Linked DNA regions of Homo sapiens: region 2 is linked to region 1. Evidence: chromatin contacts called from ENCODE Hi-C or POLR2A ChIA-PET data. All regions are on one chromosome and are shown on one strand. Each heading gives the region's core, a stretch centred on a gene start or an enhancer-like site at or near the end of the contact. The rest is flanking DNA. Distances are from core to core; before and after follow the strand shown. Region 1 overlaps PRKCH (protein kinase C eta). Region 2 holds the start of WDR89 (WD repeat domain 89).

Evidence for each region. A loop is a pair of places that touch in the nucleus more often than their neighbours do. ChIA-PET counts read pairs that join two places held with the same protein, here RNA polymerase II (POLR2A). Pooled maps may share reads with other maps.
Region 2: a loop to region 1 is called in a map of CD4-positive, alpha-beta memory T cell, with 7 times the contacts of the local background. The contact joins the promoter of WDR89 here to the enhancer-like site in region 1. A Hi-C loop is called at or near these places in 1 of 168 maps with a recorded cell type or tissue (CD4-positive, alpha-beta memory T cell) and 5 of 50 pooled maps. POLR2A ChIA-PET finds 5 or more read pairs at or near these places in 1 of 52 experiments (activated CD4-positive, alpha-beta T cell).

Annotation. Positions count from the first base shown.
Region 1 is chr14:61,477,324-61,482,431 of GRCh38, forward strand. All of the region lies in intron 9 of PRKCH (protein kinase C eta), which reads left to right. Among named protein-coding and RNA genes, the nearest start is that of PRKCH-AS2, 66 kb to the right of the region's middle. RefSeq lists enhancers at 328-387, 1,465-1,634, 2,232-2,401 and a cis regulatory region at 1,550. Within about 2 kb of position 1,413, at least 37 of the 41 ENCODE cell types and tissues checked have a DNase peak (open chromatin) inside an H3K27ac peak, as active enhancers do.
Region 2 is chr14:63,640,201-63,644,776 of GRCh38, forward strand. WDR89 (WD repeat domain 89) reads right to left here and starts at 1,671. Exons shown (of 3, transcript NM_080666.4): 1 at 1,604-1,671. It overlaps LOC105370532 (a long non-coding RNA gene), which reads left to right and starts at 1,861. Exons shown (of 3, transcript XR_001750790.3): 1 at 1,861-1,997. RefSeq lists enhancers at 1,259-1,918, 1,473-1,572, 1,983-2,252.

The DNA.
Region 1 (5,108 bases), core at 163-2,662:
ATGTCTATCTTTGAATTATTTCCAAAAGGTAATCTGCATCCTCACTATAATTCTGAGTATGGTGGCTATTTCCTACTGCCTTGGTTTCTGGAATGATACATCTTCAAATGCAGTCTTTAAATCATAGAGACAACAGATTTTTTCTTTAAATGGAGACAAATCTTTGCAATCTGGTTCTGAGATTGAATCAACTTTATAGAAAGGAAGAATAACTGCTATAAAAAGTCTCGCTTACAGTAATATGTTTTTAGTACATAAGGAGGGCATTTGTTTTGCAATAATAATTATTATAAAGCCCCTAAAATAGAAAATATGAATTACCAGTCAGTGTTAGAAAACTTATCAGAACTGAAACCTTTGTTAGTATGTTTTGGTTATCAAATCTAGTTTTGTAACCCCTTGCTTAGCAAGCATTTCCCAGAAAGAAAAGTCCTTACCCGGTCAAGGCCATTACCATATAGCATCGGGAAACATCCCTGTGTCCCAACAGCTGGGCTAGGACTCCTTCCACCTCCTTCGACCCTCTATACCCTTGTCCCACACTGAGGGTTGGGGGAGCTGCTGCAGTTGCTGTTTCGGCTGCTGTTTCATTCCTGTCCACTTGTGAGTGTGTGTGTACCTCCGCCAGTCTTGGAGGTCTGTGAAGGAGGCCTCGAGACCCAGTGCATGCAGCTCACTGCCACGTGTGCCACAGCCACAGCCAAGGGGCCTTCCTATGCCTCATGCATCAGGCCCTTTGGAGCCCTGGGAGCAGACGGCCATGGCGGCTGAAGCTGCAGTGGATGCACTCATGATGATGAGGATAATAATAGTTGCTAACATTTCTTGAGCATTTCACTTATGGTATGCCAGACACTATTCAAAGCCCTTAGCTTAAATCATTTAATCCTCACAAACCTGTGAGTTGGGTTGTCTTATTATCCCCATTTTGCAGAAGTGAGTTTTGTGAGAGAGAAGCTAAATACAGCACAGCAGGAGTTGCTCTTGGACCTCAAGCATCCTGGCCCAGAGCCCAGGTGTCGCCACTGCCCTGGGCTTCCTCTTAGTCATACCAGGGACTTGGGCACTGGGCACAAAATCTCCTCTTTATATAATGTAGTGGTACCAATAGCTTCTATTGATTGAGATTCTTTTCTGGGCTTGGCACTGTATGAGGCACTTGGCTTCTGGTTTAATCTTTACATGATCACTGTAGTTATAGATGTTATTATCCCAGATTTATAAATAAATAAGGAAACTTCTTACCCCTTAAAAATGGGTGTGTGTGCCATGCATGGTTGCTCACGCCTGTAATCCCAGCACTTTGGGAGGCCGAGGTAGGATTGCTTGAGCCTAGGAGTTCAAGACCAGCCTGTGCAACACAAAGATACCCAGTCTATACAAAAAATTAGCCAGATGTGGTGGCACAAACCTGTGGTCCCAGCCGCACAGGAGGCTGAGGTTGGAAGGATCACTTAAGCCCAGAAGTTCAGCGCTGCAGTGAGCCATGATCCTGCCACTGCCCTCCAGCCTGGGTGACAGAGCAAGACCCTGTCTCAAAAAGAAAAACAAAAATTGTGTGTATTTTAGCTGAAATTCTCCTGGTAGCAGAAAATTTACTTCAGGTAGTAAGAAAACTTTCTTAAGGCTATGCAAAAAAAAGAACTAAAAATAAAGATTCAGAGGTACAACGGATGTCTCATGCAACCCAAGGGCAGGAGTTGGCCAGCTCTCTCGGCTGATCTGAAACCAGAAAGACATGAGGAACCCTGGCAGTTTTGCTCTTGGCTCACTCACCCTCCCTGATCTCTTGTCTCTGCCTCACTCTATGTTTCTGCTTCATTCTTCTCCTTCACCCACCCACCTGTCCATCCACCCACCCAGTCTTTCTCCACTCTCTTATACCCAGGCATTTCCCACGTTTACACTGCAAAAGCAGTTTCCGTTTCCTAACTCATGTTTCCTCAGTTCCTGCACACAGCCTAGACTAAATTAAAAGCTTTTTACCTCAGTTTCAGTTTTCTGGAAAAGAGACTCTGAGCAGGTGCAGCTTGATCTAACTGGCTGTGCACAGATGCTGAGCGTTTACCCATGCGGCCAGGCTGGAGCATGGGTAAATGCTGAGGAAGGGATCACCATGAGCTGAGCAGATGCCTCCAAAGATGTTTGCCCCAGTGACCTTACAGGATCTTGCCCTGCCTGGTCCATGCTCGCTCTCCAGTCACTTTCCTTAGTTAGTATCATCTTGTCACTGGTACCATCCTGGCATAGCACTTTCATCCACCCGGATGTTATGTCTCTTGTTCATACAAATTGCCCATCAGCTTTAACTCCTATCGAACAGCCCTTAATGAGGGGGCCTTAGGGAATGCACCTTACTTATACTGACAGCCATTATTCGGGGGATATTTTTAGCCCCTTGGGCCTGGGGAAGGAATAGTTCTGAACTGATAGCCAGGGCAGAGAGTGGACCCAGACTGCAGCAGGTCAGTGGCATCAGAGCAAGTGACGACAGGAATTCTATTATCACCAGGCAGCAGCTCCTCTGCCTCCCACACCTGTAACTCACACCAGGTGTGGGACAAAGGGATTTCTGAGTTGCTTTCACTCCCACCGGTGTTCATCACCCCATGTTAATGACTTGTACTTGTGGTTGGCTGAATCAGGGACAAAAGAGAGGAGCAGGGACAAAGGGCTTAGCCACTTGGCTTTAGAAGTGATGTTAAACCGGTCTCCTGGCCTTGAGATTTCCTACCACACAGGTCAGGGCAGACTTCACCTGACAGAAGCCAAAAGCCTCAGGTAAAGCTGTACAGATGTGCAGGCTCAGTTTCTAGGAAAATGGACTTTAGAAAAACCAAAATGGTTCTATGCACAGGTTTAAATACAGAAACAGTCATCTTTGCCATCTCTGTCTAGAGTGGGATTTGGGAAACCCCTCTCTGCCATAGGAGTGACTCACTACAACCATAATCCATCTTCCAGTACTTCCCTAAATGCAGGATTTCCAAAAAATGCTTCACCTAGTTGCTTCACAATTGAATTTGTGAAGCATGATTTGGTGTTTGTTGAGTCATCAGTGATACTAATTCTTAAATAGCACAGACTGAGAGTAGAGCTGTAGGTGAGAGGTTATCTTTTGCCTCCTTTTAGAGCTTCAAATACAGGTCTTTGCTTTGTAAAGGGCATTCACTAAATATGAGAAGTTTTACTCCTTTGGAATTAATTTTGCTGGAGTGATTTGCTTTTGTAGCTGATGTTGTTTTATTCTATGTGGCAAGTTCCAACATTACTGGAGTCTTTTTCAAGCCAAGCACCATAGCTGCACCTGTTTTACCCCAGGCACTGGGCTTATAATTCTAGTAGAGACTGGTAGTGAGTGATCATGTTTATTAATGGCAGCAGAGACCCTGCACTTCTCATTTGTGGGTGACCTGTGAAAGCACCCCTAAGTAGCTTTTTGCTTTTTCTGCATTTCATTTTGAAAACAGCAGTACAGTTACAGCGAAGCCTCACACTCACCCACTCCAGCGCTTGACAACCTGCCTGCCTTCGCAGTCCCTCCCGTCTGCCTGACATCTTACACTTCAACTGCACAGTCTTCCTGACACCTCCCACCTCAGTCCCCACTCCAGCCTGACTTGCATACCCTCATCCTTCTAGGCTGGGGAATTGACTCCTCTCAGAAGCTTCCCCCCAAACCCCACCTGCCAAATTCCACCTCCACCTCCAGGCTGCTCAGATGCCCTGCTCGGTGTCCCCATAACACCTTCTGTACCTCTCCACTGCACTTAACACACTGTGGCGATGTGCTGTGTCTGCATGTCCATGAGCTTACTGAGAGCAGTGTGGAGTCATATTAGTTTTAGGAGACTGGGTCCTTACCCAGGCCCTGGCGTACCACGTGTGTGTTTAGTAAACATTTGTCTTTGTTCAGAACCTTAAAGGAACCAAGAAGATCTCTGCAAGCTGTAGTAGATGTCGTAAAGCCTGCGCACCAGGCTCCAAGTGGAGCTGCTGGGACCTGAACCAGAGCCAGCCGATTTTCACTGTGGATGCCATTCCAACAAGCCTGGTTACCTCAGGCAGCAGAAAGGCCATTATGGGACATGGGTGGTTACTCGTGTCCCTTAATAATGGGCAACAAGGATGCAACAATTTCTTTTTGTAGCTGCTTTCTGACTCCCATTGCCTAAACAAGGGCTCTCTCAAACAGCCTCACAACTGTGTCTTTCCCATGTCTTATCTTCCATCTTTCAGATGAAAATAAGAAAAACATGGAGGAAGCACATGTGACTTTAGTTTGCTTCTAATTGCAAGAGTAATACACACTCATCATAGAAACTTTGAAAGATACTGAAAGGTAGAAAAAAGAAATGTCACCCCGATCCCACAACAAAAAACTGACTTCTGTCACTCTATAGCCATCTTTTTTATCCTTTCTATGCATCTGTCTGCATTTTTGGCTATAACTAAAATCATCCTGCACATTCACGTTTGTGATCTTTTTTTAAATTGAAAATACCTACATGAGAGCACAAGCATTGGCAGCTTCAGCAGCAGCTATCACTTACTGCACACTTGCCCGAAGGGACCTGAGGACATACTTAATACAATTTTACTTCTGATGATGACTCCTCACCCCACCACCCACCACCTGATGATGTGTGGGTCTTCTTTCCTTTTCCTTTTTTTTTTTTTTTTTTTTTTTGAGACAGAGTCCCCCTCTGTCTCCCAGGCTGGAGTGCATGGCGCGATCTTGGCTCACTGCAACCTCTGCATCCCGGGTTCAAGTGATTCTCCTGCCTCAGCCTCCCAAGTAGCTGGAATTAGAGGTGCATGCCACCATGCCCAGCTAATTTTCTTGTACTTTTAGTAGAGACGGGGTTTCACCACGTTGCCCAGGCTGGTTTTGAACTTCTGACCTCGAGTGATCTGCCCGCCTCAGCCTCCCAAAGTGCTGGGATGACAGGCATGAGCCACCACGCCTGGCCTGGATCTTCTTTTCTAAACACTAGAGATTTTTTGTCGTTTATCTCCTTCTCTTCAAAAGTAATCTTGGAGAAATTGCTGCCAAATCTTTGCCTCTCTGCAGCAAACATTTTAAAATGGGGTGAACAGAAGTGCAG
Region 2 (4,576 bases), core at 421-2,920, 2.2 Mb after region 1:
CTCGGCCATAGGTTGCAGTGCAGTCCAGGCTCCACAAGAAAGAATTTGAAAAGCAGAAACAGTCACGTGGCTTTCATCGGTAACATATTTTGTATCTATTAAATTATTTAATCCTCAGAACTCTAAGTAGTCAAGTTTGGTATTTATTTCAATTATACAGGTGAAAAAGCTGATGCTGACTTGTCCAGTCAAAGGTCAGTAACTGGTGCCTACTGCGATGTCTTTCCTCTAGATCATTTTACCTTGGTAACAATCGATTAATTCACTTCTAGGTGTGTTTTATTGACTTTTTTTTTTCTCTTTTTTGAGACGTTGTCTCACTCTGTCGCCCAGGCTGGAGTACAGTAGCACGATCTTGGCTCACTGCAACCTCTGCCTCCCGGGTTCAAGCGATTCTCCTGCCTCAGCCTCCCGAGTAGCTGGGACTACAGGCGCCCGCCACATTTTTGCATTCGTAGTAGAGACGGGGGTTTCACCATGTTGACCAGGCTGGTCTCGAACTCCTGACCTCGTGATCCGCCCGCCTCGGCCTCCCAAAGTGCTGGGATTACTGGCGTGAGCCACCGCGCCCAGGCTTTTATTGACTTTAAATAATTTCAAATTAATAAAGAAAACGGCCGGGCACGGTGGCTCACGCCTGTAATCCCAGCACTTTGGGAGGCAGAGGCGAGTGGATCACCTGAAGTCAGGAGTTCGAGACCGGCCTGACCAGTATGGTGAAATCCCGTCTCTACTAAAAATACAAAAATTAGCCGGGCGTGGTGCCAGGCGCCTATAATCCCGGCTACTCGGGAGGCTGAGGCTGGAGAATCGCTTGAACCCGGGGGGCGGAGGTTGCAGTAAGCCGAGATCGCCCCACTGCACTCCAGCCTGCGCGACAGCCTGAGACTCCATCTCAAAAAAAAAAAAAAAAAAGAAAAAGAAAAAGAAAAACAAAAAAGAAAACAGGAGCAACATTTTACAAATTATACCATCTTTTAATTTTACATCCATGGAAGCTGAATGCCACAATTTGTCAGAGACAAGCTAAAGAAAACACAAGAATGAGTAATGTCTAACACTGCTTCGCGTGAAAATGAGAACACTCACAGTACCTACCTCTTTAGATAGCCATGTGGTTTAAATGATATAATAGACCAGTTGCTGGTATCATACCACATCCCATACTACGGGTCGTCTCTTCCCAAGTGAAAATCTGCTTTCTGGCCTACAAAAGGATTATACTAAACCCTTTTAGTGGTGGGGAGAGTATCCGTGGAGAGGAAAGAGCAGGAGGAAACAGGTCTTTCCCTGAAAATGAGCAAGGGCGTTTGGCTTTTATTGAAAAACGCCCCAGAGGAAGTACTGGGAACTGCACCGGCAACAGCAGCCTGACCCGCAGAAGTTTCTTTGGCCAGGGCCAGCACAGGTTTGACCTGGTGGCTCCGACGGCGGAGCGAGACTGCCAACACGTGCACACTCCGTCCAGACCTCCCACTTCCCTCCGCGCTCCCGCGATAGCTGTCCAGCAACTCTAGCTTTCTAGACTCAACCACGGCGTCGCCGCTCGTCGAGAGGGCTGCCCATCCCGGGGACCCGCCCAGCCTGGCCCAGCAAAATGTACCTTAGTAGCCTCAACCTGTACCGGAGAAAACGCAGGCTGCGCGGCGGCTTAGAGCGGTCAAGTGGAACCCCGCCTCGACCTCTCTGATTGGGTAATGCGCACAAGAAAATCAAGAGGATTGGTCGGCTGCAGAGAGGCGGCCCGTAACGCGACGCGAAAGAAGTGGGGCATAGCGGCCCGGGGAATTCTTGCTAGCTTCCGATTGGACGAAAGCAGAACGCCTGCCCCTTCGTAGACCCAGCGTACGTACAACGCTCACACCACCACGCCGTACGCTGCGTTAGCGGAAGTTTAATGGCCCCATTGGTGGGATGCGTGGCCAATAAAGGGCAAGAATAAGGCGGATTCCGCCTTCCTCGTGGCTGACTGGATGCATCCGCTGGTACTGATTTACGTGAGTTTCAGCATTTAGACGTTCCGAGTTTCCACCGAGCCAGAGTTGGGTAGAGAGTTATTAAGATGACTAGGAGACTAATGCGGGGAGAAATAATTTAGTAGTTAGACTCAGGCCCTGAAACTACCACTCGTGTTCAGAAAGTCTACGTAATACCTTATTGTTTTCACGCGAAGAAACCAGCCCTTCAGGCCGGGCTGAATGTGGTTTAGGGATTCTCTGGCTGTCATTGGGTGAAAAAGCGATCAGTTTGAAGGTAGCTCCGCCTGGGCTCTAGGGAACTCTGGGATTTGTAGTCCGGAACTTTCGAGTCCTGTAGCTTTAAATGTGGTTGTTGCTACTGAGTTCTTTCATGTTGTTAATAACACCCATTGACATTTATTGTGGTTTGTTGGACTTTTTATCCTTTCGTTTATCAGCAGCATTAAAGACAACATTTAAGAAATGTGTAAACACTGCATGTATGTTCGTAAACAATAAATGTTAGTGTTTCCAACAATTTACTGCTGTGCCTAGCTGTATACTATATGTTCATGCTTACTGTACTAAGTAGATACTAAAATTATTTGTTTCTAAAACTTTTGCTGTTACAACAAAACAGTCTGATTTTCATATTAGTGTCCATTTACGATTATTTGAACCCTACATTTAGCAATTATGTGTACTGTGATGGCATAGGTAGCAGCTGCTTACATGAATCAAGTGTTGTTATGACATGAAGCAGAACTGGCTGCTATCTTCACAGGAAAATAGGGCTATGCTTAAAATGTCAAGCAAGACCACCATCAGGAGGAATACACATTGTATATTATTAAAGACTGTATTATAGTGTCTATTTTCAGCCTTTATTAAAACAGTTTTAGGACAGGCTTTTCCTGAGTCTATAGAATCCTGAACTCTTCTGTGAGCTAATTTAGCGGTATTTCATTTTTGTGTCTAGCAAAAGTAAAACCATTAATAAATACCAAAAACTTGCTGAGTAGACTTTTCGCTTTCGAAAAATTTTAATATTTTTTTCCTATTTTACATGTAATACAAACTTTCGACTGTAGAAGAAAAAAACATGATTTCGGATGTATGTAATACTTCTACACTTCTAGATTAAAATTAAGTACACTTTACAGAATTAAAGCTAAGCAAAAACTGCGTTCATTACTGATGCTTGTAATTATTGCATTTTTGTTTAAAATATCGAATTATTTTTGTCATTTTTGTATCTTATTTCTAAATGATTAGAGAAGGTTTCAGGTTGTTTGTAAAGGAAACATTACCGATTTAGCTCTTTGTTTTGTTTTGTTTTGGAGACAGGGTCTCGCTCTGTCATCCAGGCTGGAGTGCACTGGCAGGAGGTGGGATCATGGTTCACTGCAGCCTCGACGTCCTGGGCTCAAGTGAGCCTGCCACCTCAGCCTCCTGAATTGCTGAGACTACTGGCACACGCCACCAAGCCCAGATTTTTTTTTTTTTTTTTTTTTTTTGAGATGGAGTCTCGCTCTGTCGCCCAGGCTGGAGTGCAGTGGCGCGATCTCAGCTCACTACAACCTCCGCCTCCCGGGTTCAAGAGATTCTCCTGCCTCAGCCTCCCAAGTAGCTGGGACTACAGGCACATGCCACCATGCCCGGCTAATCTTTTGTATTTTTAGTAGAGACGGGGTTTCACTGTGTTAGCCAGGATGGTCTCAAACTCCTGAGCTTGTGATCCACCTGCCTCGGCCTCCCAAAGTGCTAGGATTACAGGCGTGAGCCACTGCGCCCGGCCATATTTTTTGTGTAGACAGAGATTCGCTATGTTGCCCAGGCTGGTCTCGAACTCCTGAGTTCAAACGAGGCTCCTGCCTCGGCTTCCCAAAGTGCTGGGATTACAAGCTTATGCTCGTTTTTATTCCCAATAAATGAAGAGCGAAATTGGGTGTAAATCATCGATATATTTATCCTTGTAATATTCTATGTGATGTAGTAGGTGAAACATATGGATGGGTGAAGATGACTCTGGCAAAAATGCAGAATTATATTTTTAATGCTTTTCATTAGCTAGCATTTTAATGGTATTTTCCTTTTGCCTCTTATTTTAAATCAGTAGTTCATTTAACATGTTAATTAAATGTCATATAACTAAGAATAAACACCATTAAAAACTGAATCAAGGCTACTGTGGTTAGCGCTGTTTAGCTGAATGATAGATCAGCTGAGTGACTAAACTGTGGCCACATTTGGCTGATTTAAATTCTAAGTGTTCTCTCAGCACTTTTGGAAGCTTCTAAAATGTTTCATTTGTTTATTTTTGAGACAGAGTCTCCCTCTGTCACCCAGGCTGGAGTGCAGTGGCACAATCTCGGCTTATTGCAACCTCCACCTCCCAGGTTCAAGCAATTCTCATGCTTCAGCCTCCCGAATAGCAGGGATTACAGGCGCGTGCCACCACACCCAGCTAATTTTTTCTATTTTCAGCAGACACTGGGTTTTGCTATGTTGGCCAGGCTGGTCTTGAGCTCCTGGCCTCAAGAGATCCACCTGTCTTGGCCTCCCAAAGTGCTGGGATTACAGGTGTGAACCACTGAGCCGGCCAAAATGTTCTATTT